2 separate regions of the Homo sapiens genome follow, and region 2 is linked to region 1. Evidence: chromatin loops called from intact Hi-C (ENCODE). Cell type or tissue: gastrocnemius medialis. All regions are shown on one strand.

The links. A loop is a pair of places that touch in the nucleus more often than their neighbours do. Peaks named below come from ENCODE experiments on the same cell type or tissue, not always from the same donor. Only the 100,000 strongest peaks of a DNase experiment are listed, where the experiment ranks them.
Region 2: a loop joins it to region 1, with 15 times the contacts of the local background. A loop is called at or near these places in 1 of 110 quality-filtered maps.

What each region holds. Positions count from the first base shown.
Region 1 is chr4:113,177,513-113,180,012 of GRCh38, forward strand. The region is part of intron 2 of ANK2 (ankyrin 2); the gene reads left to right. Among named protein-coding and RNA genes, the nearest start is that of MIR8082, 26 kb to the left of the region's middle. In gastrocnemius medialis, a CTCF peak has its summit at 1,541; a DNase peak (open chromatin) is centred at 1,819; H3K4me3 peaks cover 631 bases; H3K27ac peaks cover 2,500 bases.
Region 2 is chr4:112,670,185-112,672,684 of GRCh38, forward strand. No RefSeq gene overlaps it. Among named protein-coding and RNA genes, the nearest start is that of MIR302CHG, 21 kb to the left of the region's middle. In gastrocnemius medialis, no CTCF peak of the experiment used is centred here; a DNase peak (open chromatin) is centred at 1,109; H3K4me3 peaks cover 509 bases; H3K27ac peaks cover 2,500 bases.

The DNA of each region.
Region 1 (2,500 bases):
CAAAAAAGAGAACCTAAGGAAAAGAAAGTTCATTTCAAACCAAGTCTACTTCACACTGAAGTATAACAAATACATTAATTGTATGAAAGGTCTTAGGGTTATTTTGAGAAAGAATAATCTCTCAACAGTAAATACTCAATTCTTATCATATTTATAGACCATCTTAGCTTCTTGAGTTAGCTTTTTCTTATAGTGGCCAGCCATCCACTAACATGTCACTATAAAAGGAAAGAACATTTATTTCTGTGAGAAGGCAACATGATCTCATGAAGCCCACACAAAATTTAGAGCCCACAGGTTCAAATTCAAGTTTCATCTCTACTTTGAAGAAGTCAGCTCACTTTAGAAAGTGATATTTTTCTAACTTGTAAAACAGGATAAAAACAATACATTCAATGCTTATACCCCTGGGTTGCAATTTAAGTTAAATTATGAAATGTAAAAGGAGTTTCTAAGGTACATGTGTTCTAATTACAATTACTGTATATAATTCACCAAGAATTATACAAATTAAAATTGACTTACACTCAAAATATGAGGTTGATTCTCTTCAATTCCCTGACTCGCCAGGTATAAAGTAAATGCAAGGCCAGGTGTGGTGGCTCACACCTGTAATCCTAGCACTTTGGGATTACAGTGGGAGGCTGAGGCAGGAGGATTGCTTGAGCCCAGGAGTTCCAGGCTGCAGTTAGCTATGATCGTGCCACTGTGCTTCAGCCTGAGTGGGTGACAGAGTAAGACCCTGTCTCTTAAAAAAATAAATAAATAAAACAGGCCAGGCGCAGTGGCTCACACCTGTAATCCCAGCACTTTGGGAGGCCAGGAGGTGGGTGGATTGCCTGAGATCAGGAGTTCGAGACCAGTCTGGTCAACATGGTGAAACCCCGTCTCTACTAAAGATACAAAAAAATTAGCCGGGCGTGGCAGCAGGCGCCTGTAATTCCAGCTACTTGGGAGGCTGAGGTGGGGGAATTGCTTGAACTAGGGAAGTGGAGGTTGCAGTGAGCCAAGATTGCGCCACTGCACTCTAGCCTGCGCGATAGAGTGAGACTCCATCTCAAAAAAAAAAAAAAAAAATTCCCCAAAGTAAATGCAGTCTCATGCTGGTTCTGTATTTTTATTAATACTATTCAAGACAGTATATTAATTAAATAAAGATTAGGGAAATACAGTGACTAATGTTACCTGCTTAGCTACTGTGTATTAGACTTTGTGCTGGGGCTTTACATGTGATGTCTTATCAGTCAACTGAGATGAAATATTGTGAGACAGGGATTAGTTCAAGTTTACAAATGTAGAAACTGGGCCCACAGTGGTTAAGTGACATTCCCAGGGCCACATGGATCTGTCTGTGTCCCAAGTCCAAGCTTTTTTCTGCTGCAGGATATCTTTTTGAGTAGCTATTTGGAGCTGCCCTTCAAAGTAATACAGTGGTGATGTCCTTTATCTTAAAGCTCAAAACTTATTTTTAATCTACTACTGCTAATATAAAAATAACTTTATTCATAGGTGGTTACAGGATCTTTTAAGTCAAAGAGCACCACCACCAGGATTTCTACTAAAACTCAAATACAATATAGAACAGGAAATGATTTCTAAATACCCAGGAAAGTAAAAGAGACAACTATTCAGCCAAACTATTGCTATTTCTAAGTATACAATATTCAAAGATAATATGGCATATGAAAGAAGAAAAGAAAATGTATCCTCTAGTTTGCTGCTAAGCCTGAGTTTCTAGGGAGCATTACAATATGTAATGTAGAAACCAGGACTTTCTGTACTCTGTTGCATTTCTCAATGAAAGGCAATCTGAGCTGCACCAGCTTTCCAAAAATATCACATGTGTTGGCGTGCTAAGATTCCTTAAACTGAAATTTGAATCAATGTTTTTTCTTTATAAAATTGGTTTCACAACTACCATGAGAAGTTTAAAATGTAATTCCCAAATACTATTTTGCTTTTAATTATTTAAATGATATGGGGAAAATTCATAAATTTGGCACATGAAAATACTCTAAAAGAATGTCAAGTTTTCATTTTTCTTTTTTAAATGATTACTAATATGGTTAACTTTTATTTTCTTTAAAAGATTACACCAGTCATCTTTTTACCGTATTATCTCTTGTACATTTAGAAGAGAAAATAAATCTTAGCGTTCAATTTATTTCTGAAACTCATAAAGACTTACTTTCTTACCTATTCCCTATTTAGTAATTCTGCATAACTTAATACTGTTACAAACAAGATTAACATTCGGACATTAAAAATAAACTGTATAGTATTTTAATAAAAGTTTGTAGCCAGTTACAAGTCAATAAAAACCCCAGTAGTTTCAGAAAGTTTCATCATGTATACAATTTATTAGTTTCACTATAGTGACTTCAAAATGAAAGACTATCACTTAGCATTTATTTAATACAATCCTGGATATGATACCAGTGATTAACAGGTCTTAAAATGCCCTGAATTTTGGCCTTGGCCTTTTACCATTGGAGTTTAA
Region 2 (2,500 bases), 510 kb before region 1:
TGAGCTAACCTATTGTCTGCCTCCAAAGTACCTCCCCTCTGTTTACACTTAATTTTTCTTCCTCTACAGCTTCTATGTAAAAATATCACCATCTTGTAAAATAGAATTATTTCCTGTCTAACTTATCTACACTGAGAGAGAGAGAGCTATAATTAAAAGTTTTCCAGAACTGGGCGCGGTGGCTCACGCCTGTGATTGCAGCACTTTGGGAGGCCTAGGCGGGTGGATCACCTGAGGTCAGAAGTTCGAGACCAGCCTGACTAACATGGCAAAACCCTGTCTCTACCAAAAATACAAAAATTAGCCAGGCATAGTGGTAGGCACCTGTAGTCCCAACTACTTGGGAGGCTGAGGCAGGAGAATCGCTTGAACCCGGGAGGCGGAGGTTGCCGTGAGCCGAGATAGCGCCATTGCACTCCAGTCTGGGTGACAGAGCAAGACTCTGTCTCAAAAATAAAATAGAATAAATAAAATAAAGTTTTCCAGGGCATTTTTTTTTTTGAGACGGAGTCTTGCTCTGTTACCCAGGCTGGAGTGCAGTGGCGCGATCTCGGCTCACTGCGGGGTTCACGCCATTCTCCTGCCTCAGCCTCCTGACTAGCTGGGACTACAGGCGCCTGCCACCACGCCCGGCTAATTTTTTTATGTTTTTAGTAGAGACGGGGTTTCACCTTGTTAGCCAGGATGGTCTCAATCTCCTGACCTCGTGATCCGCCCGCCTCGGCCTCCCAAAGTGCTGGGATTACAGGCGTGAGCCACCGCGCCTGGCCCCAGAACAATTTTTTAATGACTGCTTTACTTACTATCCAAAGCTAATGTTTAATCCTGGCATTGTGAGACTCTGCACACACCTAAAGTGTTTGGTTTCATCATACCTCTAGCCTCAAACTACCTATCATTGACATGTAATCTCTACTGATTTTATCCTTAACTTTACAGTGGTCTGAAAAAGTAATAGGAGACTTAAGACCTTGCTTATGTTGTTCTGTCCTCAAAGGTTCTTGAAAACTGACTTCACAAAGACACAGAAACTAAAGCAAAGGGCACGCATACTAGTTTGAGAGTGTGTGAGCTATCAGAAGTGAGAAGAATGCTGTCACCACATGACAAATGTTCTTGCGGCAGCTGGGAAGGCATACATAGCTTCCAGTATGATACAGTATATTTTTGTCTGGAGTCACGTAGTCCCAGTCCCTGCCTTTAAATATCTAGGTTGCTCTTTGAAAGGACAGTCCAAATACCAGATCGTTTAAGATTTCTAATTATTACATAAGCAATAGAGAATTACAAATCTGTTTCTTAAACTTTCCTATGTCAAGGTTGAAACTAGGAACAACATAATATGTTCCTCATTGATGGGATCTTATTTTGGCAGACTTACACAGTCTTTATTTCATACAGTATGATGTGTCTATATTTAGCTAGTTGTTCCTTTCTGGGCCCTTGAAGTAACTTTTTTTGGCTTTGCTGCCCTTAAAGGAAAAGGAGAGATCTATTAACATGAATGAGAACTGGCCACAAATGGGTTTTTAAAAAGCAATAGAATTCCTGAGATGAGGTTTAGGTTTTCTTCAATTGCCAAAACTAATGCACTATTGTTGCTGACCCAGTGAAGAGGGTTAGCTCTCTACAAAATGATCAAATAGATAAATTTGTCTTCAGACCTCTAGGACTTCTCTATTCTGACCCCTTTACCTCCTTGGGTGGTGTCACCCTGATTCTCATATCCCCCACATGGTTGTATGGTTATTAAAATACTTTCCGAAATCTTCCATTACAAGATAGCGGTATCATTCATTCATTCAGCCAATATTTAACTTGCAACTATCAGGGATCAAGCATCAGTAACAAAATAATATATCTACCCTCACTGAGCTTTTACTCTAGTGTCAGGAGATAGCAATAAATAGATGAATACATATATACATATTGATTATATCAGATGATAATACAGACTATGGAGAAAAATAAAAAGAGGAAGGGTGTGATGGTTAATACTGGGACCTAGTGATCGTGTAAGTTAATACTTAATAAACTCCTATATATATATATATCTCCTATTAGTTCTGTCCCTCTAAGAGAGCCCTGACTAGTACAAAGAGTAATAGGGGGCTGGGCACGGTGGCTCATGCCTGGGATCCCAGCACTTTGAGAGGCCGAGTCAGATGGATCACCTGAGGTCGGGAGTTTGAGACCAGCCTGGCAAACATGGTGAAAGCCGCCTTTACTAAAAACACACACACAAAAAAAATAGCGGGGTGCGGTGGTGCAAGCCTGTAATGCCAGCTACTCGGGAAGCTGAGCCAGGAGAATGGCTTGAACCCGGGAGGTGGAGGTTGCAGTGAGCCAAGATTGTGCCACTGCACTCCAGCCTGGGCCACAGGGCAAGACTCTGTCTCAAAAAACAACAACAGCAACAACAGCAGCAACAAAAAAGGTAATAGGGAGTTCAAAGGGATGGTGTGTGTGATGTTGCAAGTGTAGTTAACCTGGAGTGGTC